2 separate regions of the Mus musculus genome follow, and region 2 is linked to region 1. The links are chromatin loops, found by intact Hi-C in ENCODE. Cell type or tissue: left cerebral cortex. All regions are shown on one strand. Each heading gives the region's core, and the rest is flanking DNA. Links, peaks and the distances in the headings are about the cores only.

Region 1 (5,373 bases), core at 125-5,124:
GGCTAGGCGGGGGGAATGGGGAAAAGAGGCATGTTGTCTTGACAGGAGTAAGTTTTAGTCACCTATCATACAGCCTGGTAACTGACACTGATAGAAATGCCCAGTTGTTTCAAGTTTGTCATGAGGGTGGGTTTTAAATGTTCTCAGCACAGAGGTGGTGAGTGTAGATGGCGTTGGATATGCCACGTGGCCTCTGCATCTCATAGTGCATATGTGCATCATAACATCACACGGTGCCCCATGAATATACACTTGTCGTGAGTTAAAAATAAAATTTAAAAACAAGGGAATGTTCAGAAGACTAGAAAAAGCCAAGACATTATGCTAAGTGAAAGAAGCCAGACACAATAGGTTACACAGGACATGGAACACTTTGAGATGAGCCTGAGGCAGGTACGCAGAGGGTGAGGGGAAAAGACCACAGGTGCTACGGCCCTCCCCACTGTAGAGCAGCCTTGTGCAGTAACAAGCCCCACTTTCTGTCAGTTCAGTGTTCCATGATGATCAAATAGAAGCTCCCCCCCCCCAGAACAACTGAAGAAAGAGCCAGCTTCATGTAGACAACAGATTATATCCACGGGCTGTGCAGGCACCTTAATGCTTCCGGCTCCGTCTCTTAGGTCCGAGCATCCGTTGCCTCTCCCCAACCCACTGTTCAGCGTTCAGTCTCAGTTTCTGTGCCTTGCCCCGACTGTTCTAAACTCTGTGTTTATAATCTCCCCAACCTGGTCCTGTCTTGCTTAAACAGCCAGGTGATAACGTCCCTCCACTCAGTGTGAGCCCTCCATCTGTGATGGTACAGTAGGACCTCACAAATAACTATTACTATTAATTATTATGATTATGATTATTTCTATTTGGAAGTCGGTGTAAATACACTGTGACTTTGGTTTGAGGGATCAGTAGTCACTGTCACCGTGCTGGCAAGAGCACACCAGCTCAAAATCCTTAGTCACAAACCTGCTATAGATGGGCAAAACCCCACAGCAGGGACCACTCTGGGAATTTGAGTGGTGTGCAGGGGAGGTGTGTGCAGTTTTCAACTTGTGTGTTTGGGAACAAACGGTGTTTTGGTTTGGTTTGATTTGGGTTGGGTTTTTTTAGACAGGATTTCTCTGTGTAGCCTTGGTTGTCCTGGAACTTGTTCTGTAGACCAGGATGGCCTCAAACTCGCAGACAAGTGCCTGCCTCTGCTTCCCAAGTGCTGGGATTAAAGGCGTGCACCTTCACCACCTGCTATGTGTAAGAAACCTCTACACTTTGTGGATTAGGTGTAGTCTCAAATTACTTCATTCTTGCTGAGTCCTGTGTTTAAGGATGTTAATAAGAATTTGGGCTGAGAATGTCTGAGGTTCTTAAACTCTACCCCTTGGCCAAGATCCAAGGCAATAAACCACCTAGAAGGTTTCTTGACCAAATGTTAAAGCAAGCAGATAATTTTTATCTGAAAAACAAACAAACATAATGGACTTATAATTACTATCCTTGGTAAAATCAGGCTACCTGATAAATAGAATTCTTACAGGAAAACATAAACAGTGTGTGGCTGCAGTTGCTTGAGTTGCCCCAGGAAGGAGCCAGGGACTGGGGGTGGACGGGGCTCAGGACTGTGTATTCCTGTTGGCAGAGACAGTTTCTGTGATCTGCGATGCAAACTCTGAAGACAGGTGGATGATGGGATGACAGTTGCGCAACACTGTGAGTGTACTTAACTGTCCACTGGAAATGATAAGAATAACTGTGCAGTGTGTGTGTTTTGTCACCTGCTCTGGCTGGTTTTGTATGCCAACTTGACACAGGCTGGAGTTATCACAGGGAAAGGAGCTTCAGTTGAGAAAAATGCCTCCATGAGATCCAGCTGTAAGATCCAGTTCACTGTTCCATGATGATCAAATAGAACCCATTTATAGTCATAAATGGGGGAGGGCCCCTTGTGGGTGGGACCATCCCTGGGCTGGAAGTCTTGGGTTCTATAAGAGAGCAAGCTGAGCAAGCCAGGGGAAGCAAGCCAATAAGGAACATCCCTCCATGGCCTTTGCATCAGCTCCTGCCTCCTGACCTGCTTGAGTTCCAGTCCTGACTTCCTTTGGTGATCAACAGCAATGTGGAAGTGTAAGCTGAATAAACCCTTTCCTCCCCAACTTGCTTCTTGGTCGTGATGTTTGTGCAGGAATAGAAACCCTGACTAAGACATCACCTTTATGAAGAATTTCTACAAAGCTAGACAAAGCTCCCTTGGGGAGCTGCCTCTGCCCCACAGTGAGTGGCAGGAAGTTCTGACTCTGGTCTCTTAACTGCATTCACAGGAGGAAGACAAGCCTACCATGGAGGAGATAGCCTACCGGTTAGAGGAGGAAGAAATAAACCTGAATGAGAAGCCCCAGAAATACCTCCAAAGGGTTTTTGAGGATTCCATCTACAAAAGCCTGCTGGAGAAGAGCATCCTAGATTACCTTCATTACAACCAGTACCACCTGCCCATGTACGCATGGCCAGGCATCATTTAGCTGTAGCCAGCGCCCCACCCCCCGCTGGCATCACTTCCACTCTCTGTCAGCCAAGTGCTGACAGAACACCCCAACCCCCATCCCCCACTATTATACCCTTTTTTCCTCCCGTGTTTTCCGTGTATTCCAGTAGGTGGCGCTAGGCTGTGTGGCCCTGCTAAGCCAGGGAACTTTACAAACAGGCATGTTCAGAGCAGAATAAGCCACTCTAGCGATAAAAAGAGCTCCTACAAAGCAAAACTTGTTTTGTTTTGTTGTTGTTGTTGTTTTTGTTTTTGTTTTAACCTTGTGTGTGATTCTGTTCGATTTCCCGGAATGTTCTGCTGCCAGTTCCATTAACCCTATGTGTGCCGATTAATAGTGGGTGATATAAAAAGAAAATTATGTGCCAGAATGGGAAATTGGTAAACAGAGAAGGAGAAATTAAATCTGTAATCCCCCTTCAGGAGGAGCAGGTGGAACCTACCTGACCTTTTGAAACCAAGGAGGCTACTTTCAGAGCCTTCCTGTTTGTTTGTTTGTTTGTTTGTATTCATTTTGCTGACCATGAACACAAAGGCTAAGAAAAAAATAGAAGACCAGGAAATTAATATACAGATCTCAAATTCTGAAATGAAGAGGGACATTACTCTAGTTCATATTGTTTGACACTGCTCTCTGGAGGAGTGAGGTAGGGCAGGACTGGTTCCTCAAATGCCCAGTGTAGACCAGACATTTTCCCTTTCCTTCAGCCCTAGCAGAGCGGAGACAGAAGGATCGCTATGAATTCAAAAGCAGTGATCTATATTATATAGTGAGTCTGAGGCCAGTCTGGGCTGCAAAGTGAAACCATCTAAAGAAGAAAGAAGAAAAAAAAAAAAAAAGAAAGGAAGGAAGGAAGGAAGGAAGGAAGGAAGGAGCCTTCTTTTCTCTTCTAATTAAAGCAAGTTTTAATTGCCCACCCCCAAAGCATATGGACTCAGGCACAAACAGAAGCAGTGCGGCACAACCGACCCACAGTAGGGCTTGAAATTGTTTTTTATGAACACAAGTATGGGTTTTATCACCCCCACCTTCCCACTCACCCACACAAAGGCAAGATTCTCCCAGCACCCCCCACCCACCCACCCCACAAGGCAAAGTGGGCAGGGAGGTGGGGAACCAGAAGTCTACGCGCTCTGCCACAAGCTTTCTGAGCACTTAGAGCAACCAGGTTGTTTGACATTTCTCACAACAAACTTGTTCCAGGACACTGTCTTTTCTGCACCAGATAAAAGCAAGTCAATGTCACTCGTGCCTTTACACATGGGCTTTACACAAACGTGGGACTGTGATGGGAGGGCAGCGGTGGCCCAGCTGCTACAGACTAGCACTTGAATGCGGCCCAACCAATCGCTGCTGGCCCATGCTTCAGAATTCACACCCAGCACATATTTCAGGGGTGTCAGCTCAGGCACCAGACACTCTTCCTTCCCTTGTCCCTTTCCTGAGACGTCCTGGGTCAAACTCATCAGCAAATGTAGAGCATTTGGGTGCCAGGCCCTGGGACGCTGGGCTAGAGGTTACAGAACAAAGTCAGGGAGCTGGTTTAACAGTTATGACTTTTGTGAGCAACTATTACCATGATAAAGCCTCTAGTTACACAAAAGTGACCCCAGAGGACTACATTAACCTTAACAGCAAGTCCCTGCATAAATCTGCTAACTGCAGTGTTTTCTTTGCTGCCTTTAAAAAGGTAGCTGTGGGCATCACAACAGGTGTGAGAATATCTGAAGCATATCGTGGCCTACAGAGGGTGTCAGGTGACATTTCAAGCCTTGTCCCGCTCTTAGAAAGCAAGTTCCTGAATCTAGGGGGGTTTCGAATATATGTGCAGTCGTTAAGAACAAGTTTCCTAAGAAACGAAGCCCTCACAGCCTGAAACTGGCACAGGAAGGACTCTGGATGATAGAGCTCACACTAAAGATGCAAAGGGAACATCTCAGGGTCCTCACCTGATCTGGGGATTCTATTGTTTGTAACCAAAGAATATTGTGAAGCGGAACGCCAAAGTTAAATTTCCAAACACTGCTTCACAGATGCCTCTAATGTTTTTCTCGCAGATGTCAGTTCTTAAATAAGAAATGTAGCTTCCTCCTTGCCACAGATGGCTCCTTCCTTTTGGTTTTATCGCACTCAAATATCACAGGAGAGAGAGAGAGAGAGAGAGAGAGAGAGAGAGAGAGAGAGAGAGAGAGAGAGAGAGAGAGAGAGAGAGAGAGAGAGAGAATATGTTTGGAGGATTAAAATCAGGCAATCAATATTTACCCTTAAAGGGGGGAGAAAGGGAGGGAGGGAGGGAGGGAGGGAGAGAGAGAGGGAGAGGGAGAGGGAGAGGGAGAGGGAGAGGGAGAGGGAGAGGGAGAGGGAGAGGGAGAGGGAGAGGGAGAGGGAGAGGGAGAGGGAGAGGGAGAGAGAGAGAGGAGAGGGAGAAGACAGAATGCAATTGGGTGAGCCTGTCTTAGCAGGGCCAGGCCAGGGCTGGAAAGTCGCGTGTGTGAGGAGCTGTTGATTGTTTTCTGGCTGAGAGAAGTGAAGATAAGGCCGGCATAAAGTAAGCGCGGGGCCGGGGCGGGAGCCCGGCAGCTGTATGCTAATGTTCACAGAAACCCAGCCTCCGCGTCCCCCATTAAAGCAGGCGACCAGGAGGCCACACATCACTGAACAAATAGGCTCTCTCTAGACAAATAAAATAACACACGTTGGCCTGTTTGGGGGTGGGGGTGGAGGAGCAAGGAGTGGGGGAAGATCGAGGGTGGGGAAAAGAGAAGAGTGGAAGAGGGTAGAGGAGGAGGAGGGGACAGAGGAAGACTGTGGATGGAGGAAGGACAGTGATGGGAAAGGGGGA
Region 2 (5,373 bases), core at 139-5,138, 200 kb after region 1:
GGGCAGAGACAAGAGCTTCTTTAGAGCTCACTGGTAAGCTTTCAAAGATCAGCAAAACGTTTCACCTCTAAATAAATGAATACGATGGAAGTCATCAAGGAAAGATAACACAAGTCAACCTTTGGACTCCAGACTCGCACATATACACACTAGCAACACATACACCTACTACCTACCTACCTACCTTCCTTCCTTCCTTCCTTCCTTCCTTCCTTCCTTTCCTTCCTTCCTTCCTTCCTTCCTCCCTCCCTCCCTCCCTCCCTCCCCTTCTCTCTCTCTCTCTCTCTCTCTCTCTCTCTCTGTCTCATTTAGAATAAATGTAATAAGCAATACTACCTGCTGCTTATCCCCATCCCAAGACAAAACCTATGGCTTTGTACTAATAACTGAGGACTCAGTCACAATTAGTCTCTGTACTTGGGAGGCAGAGACAGGAGGGACCTGCAAGTTCGAGGTCAGCCTAGTCAACAAACTGAGTCTTGGGCCTGCCACAGAAAAAGAGGGAGACCCTGTCCTCACAATTAATCCACCAGTTAAGCAAGCAACCGAAGCTTCCACATACATACCTTGAGAGGAGTCTGAGTACAAGCGCTCAGTGATGTCAGAGGTGCTGCTGCTCCGGGGCACCTGCTGCTGTCCTACCACAAGATAGTCACAGTCGGCTGCGGCGGTGCTCTCTGCCTGCTGGAACTCCTCCACTTCTGAAAGCATTAACACAAAACACCCAGGACTGGGGGTGGAGACTATCCAGACCATTTCACACTTAACTGATTTCAAACCCTAAGTTTCAGATTTCTCTTTAGAAACTAGACCGTAAGGTGATCTGCGTGCACATCATCCAACTTCCTGCTCCTTATCAGTAACACTCCACGCCGTGAGGGAGTTTTTCTTAATTCTAGTTAACCTTTTGTTTTCCAGGTGAAGGAAGGGAGCAAGAGAAAATGATAACTCTGAGTCATTTGAAATCTCCCAGCAGGAAGGAAAGACTCAGCCGTGTAGGAAGTGCATAGATAAATAAGTAATACTTGAGGAGAGCACAACACTAAACTAAGATGAAAGGAAACAGGAATCCCAACTGGACCAGCTCTTCTAATAGATAATGTACAATGTGCAAAGTAAAGTGCTAGTTAATACTCAGATTACAATGTACAAAGCTGAACTAGTCACTAAGCACAAACATCATCTACATGGTATAAAGTGGAAAGCCAAAGATGAGCACTCAACATTAGATAACCTTGCTAATACTTTACATCCTCTACTCCCTTGGAGAATGGGTCCCCTTGTAGCCATTTCTAAAGTGCACAGTTCATTTGAATCTTTTAGAACCAGTCATGGAACCCTACCCCCTCCCCTTCCACTCCCAGCCCCAGGATTGTATCACCTTCTGCCTAGGTCATTTGAGTAGTCTGATAACTAGTCACTGGCTCCTTCTGTTTGCTATTTTCTACATGGCTGTCAGAGAGGCCCCTCATTTTAATGAAGGTGTGACTGTCTACCATCACTCAACTCTGTGCTCACCTGCACTGTGTCACCCCTACCTCACATACCGATCCCTACTCACAGTGCAGGAGTTCCCACTCTCTGTAGCCTCAGCAACACTGATCCTCTTGGCACCTGCTTCCTTCTTCCTCCTGCTCCACACTCCCCTCTGCTAATCTCAGCCCTGTTCTCTGCCTGTCATGCCCATGCTGCCCCAAGCATGTATACCTCTTGTTCTACATCCTGCATGCAAAGCCACTGCTCAGCTCCAAACTCACTGATGAGGTAGAAAAAAACAACTTCATATCCCATGTCACCATGTTTTCCAAAAATGAAAAAAATAAATCAGTTAGAGCCTTACTACATTTTAAACAGAGAGCTCCCAAGCTCTGTCTGTATTAGCTACACTGACTATGTCACCTGGTTGCTCAGCTGAAATGGAGAGTCACTGCCAATGGGTGATGCTCACCCCATGTGAAGTCCTCCCACCTGCATATAAGCCACAGTAAAGGTTCACTCCAGCCGAGGAGATGTGTGAACACAGGATGACTCTGAGATTTCCACAAATGATTGCTGCTCTGCTTTTTTCTACCCAAATGAAAATTCCATTTTCTACTACACTAGTACATTACAAGGCCTCAAAACTATGAGCTTTGTGTGAGTCGTCATTATGAATCAAAGTTCCAACTAGACCATAGTTTAAAGATGGATGATAATGGGAACCTGAGAAAAAAGACAGGCCAATATGGCATGAAGGGGCAGTCTCATCTTTCTCAGGTCATCTTTGCCTTCTCTTGAGTATTTTTCCATAGAAGTCACACAAGGCTTATGCACACACTGCAGTCTACCCATACAAAGCAAAGACTAGGCTCTTTTCACAGGTCTGCTAGAATATTTAGCCCCAGGTCCCTACACTCTAGGGCCAGGCCTTCCGGTTATCTTCTTACTCTATATCACAAGATGGTGAAATGATACTACTCTATTTGTCATTCCTGTATCAGTAGAGGGAGCCCAAGAGCTTCCAAACTTCCTGAAAAATAATTGGCCAAAAATAATTGTGGACAGAGGGAAGAGAGGGTTTTTTTTCTTTTCTCTGAAGCCTGGTGCCAAATACTGGTGGATGCCAGTTTCTGAGTTCTGAGCAGAAGTAAATAAGAACTGAGCCAACTCTGGCAGCATCTTTGTAAAGATAAAGAACATCGCCATCTGGTGGGATGCAACACAGCCACAGCACCATGGCTTCCAAATTAGAGTGTCCCCACTGGTCCTCAGCACAGCAGACGGAGGACACAGAGCCTGCTACCACCAGCTGTCTGCCTTCCCAAAAGGCAGGCCTAATACATCTTTTAAGGCTTTGTTTTTGCAAAACTGTTAAGAGGGACTTCTCAGATGGAGAAAATCCAAGCCTGCAGAAAGAACTGGAAATGGCAGGAATGGAAGAATGGGCGAGAGAAGCGGAAGGAAAGGAACAGCCACATTCCTTGCTGTGTGTTACACTGTATTCAGCGAGAGCTCTATACAAGGGACAGGAGAATGATGGTTTAACACCTTTTCCTTCCTAATGGGTCTCGGGCTCCCTCTGCTGGCACGATGTTGTTGAAGAAAGTTCATGTTGGGCTGAGGCTGCTCCCATTCTACTGTGTCCATCTGAGTGGCTTTTTTTTTTTTAACTAATGAAAATGATTTTCCTACTGATGTAAAATGTAAAGACACAGGATTTCCTTTCAAACAAACAAAAAAAATGACATCTGAGTTACAAAACAATTGTGCAATAAATTTAGATTTGATGCATCCTGTTTTAAATGTCACACAATTTTTGTTTAAATCACTTTGAAGAACAGAATTCTGCCTCAGACTCAGTTCATTTATCCTCTGTGAAGTCTAATAACACTCGATCAAAAGCACTAACTTTCCTGTCTCTTGAGGATGTAGTTTCTCAACACCATTCCTAACCCACTGTTTTCTAAAGCTCCACTAAAACCATCAGCAAAATGATCATAAGGATTCGTGGCTTTTACCCCCACTGAGAAGAGTCAGCATGACTGAAGTAAATGTGTATGTTCTGCAGCTAACTTCTATTTTCTCCAGATGTCTGTCTACTTTTCATTCACTCTTTAATTACAGACTTCCTTATTTCATCTTATTAAATAAGCAAAAATTCTATGTTCCATTTATCCCTCATGCAAGGATGCACAAGCACAATTAGAATGTAAGGTCCTAGTTTAAAAAATACCACTGGTGATACCAACTTGATCTCACAAAAGCCCAGGAGATGCTTTCCATTTAGCACTCTCCATGTCCACAAGGTCCTGCTTCCTGAGAGTAAGTTAGTCCAGGTCCTAACTGGAAGAACTTCCATGGAGCTTGTGGAAAGACAGAGAGGCAGCTCAGCAAGGCCTCCCCTTAGGTCCCATATACTGGGATAAAGGAAGACAGTCTATCTGCTAGTTATAACCATTACAACATTCCCAAAAGAAAAAAGAAAAATCTACCCTTGCATAGCATGCAAATGCTACAGACTGATAAATGTCCCAACAGAGAAAAAAGTAACACTGCAAGACAAGCGGGAGGGACTGTTTTCAAGAAAAAGAGAGGGGACTCCCCAGCTGTCACAACTACTCCCAAGGTGCACAGATTTCTCCCTACTCATATTAATGGAAGTGGGTCATTTTGACTCTCCCCAAATTTAAACACCATTTGCTTCCCACACCTCCAGATCTACTACCATTGCTTCTATTATTACAATTCTGGTGGGTTGACTCACACAGATTAGAAACCAAAACAAAGACTTCTGCCATAATAAAAACAAAACTAGCAACCACTGACACAGTGAAACTAAAAGAAAAGCAAAAAACAAAAAACCTCAACTTGTAGCCAGCAAGAAGGAGAACTGAAATGACTTACTTATCATTTAGCTGCAGCTTAGCAGTAGATCGCCATCCACTCAGAGGTACATCAGAACACAAACCATGCTGCAAATTACCAGCCAAGTAGAATGGCTACTCACTTCTCTCAGCCTAGTCTACTCACGGGACAGTCACAAAGGACAATGGTATCACACTAACTAATAAAGCACACCTGGAGTCAGACTGAGAAGGCACTCATTACTGTACCTGTCACATCAAATGGCAGTAGCAGTTTGTCCTTAAAGTCACCCTGCTATAAAATCAGTGAAGATGGCAGAGATAGGGAGACACAGACCTGCTCCAGCCTGCTCCACTTTACAGGGCTATTTGCCCATCTGCACAATAGATCCTTAGGTCTGACCATCTTCTGGTCTAGGCTGCTTCCAGTGAGGATATTGAGTAGGATCTCTGGCTTCTACCTACCAGACAACCAAAAATGTCTCCAGATGTTGCCAAATCATTCCTAGTTGAGAGTCACTGCAGAAAGTCACTCAATTTCTGCTGGTGCCATGTACACACACACACACACACACACACACACACACGAAGAATTTGAGTGAATGAAAATATAACTCTGAATAAGAACAAAACTTTTACAAATGAAGAGATATTAATAGGAAGAATTTTTTTTTTCTGAGAACATATTCCAGAAAAACAAGTAAAAAAAACTTAAATGTAACAGTACGGAAATAAAATAGAGAAAGAAATAAAACTTTTTACATTAAAGATTTCTTTTTGGTGTCAATTAGCCAAATACCTAGCAAATTCTTTCCAATGCCTCATTCATCACCTCTAAGAAGATGCCTTTCCTGGACAAGCTGATCCGCAAGCATTTACTGCTCAGCAGCCACTCACCTGAGAGTCCCCCTCCGATGCCAGCAGCCTCACTGTTTTCACACTCAGTGTTTACTAAAGAGAGTTTCTAAGCAACATTATAGTCCCCATTCTCAGTTAAAACTAACTTCTTTCCTCATGGTATTTTACTTCA

The links. Peaks named below come from ENCODE experiments on the same cell type or tissue, not always from the same donor. Only the 100,000 strongest peaks of a DNase experiment are listed, where the experiment ranks them.
Region 2: a loop joins it to region 1, with 6 times the contacts of the local background. A loop is called at or near these places in 16 of 42 quality-filtered maps.

The regions. Positions count from the first base shown.
Region 1 is chr2:146,212,289-146,217,661 of GRCm38, forward strand. Cfap61 (cilia and flagella associated protein 61) reads left to right here. Exons shown (of 27, transcript NM_001369121.1): 27 at 2,307-2,744. The coding sequence ends at 2,507. Among named protein-coding and RNA genes, the nearest start is that of Insm1, 7.0 kb to the right of the region's middle. In left cerebral cortex, for the core only: a CTCF peak has its summit at 2,637 (motif pointing right); DNase peaks (open chromatin) are centred at 2,627, 3,503, 3,843, 4,300 and 2 more places.
Region 2 is chr2:146,412,168-146,417,540 of GRCm38, forward strand. Ralgapa2 (Ral GTPase activating protein, alpha subunit 2 (catalytic)) reads right to left here. Exons shown (of 41, transcript NM_001033348.3): 17 at 567-701. Among named protein-coding and RNA genes, the nearest start is that of Ralgapa2, 97 kb to the right of the region's middle. In left cerebral cortex, for the core only: CTCF peaks have their summits at 2,497 (motif pointing right) and 3,062 (motif pointing left); DNase peaks (open chromatin) are centred at 2,698 and 3,036; H3K27ac peaks cover 270 bases.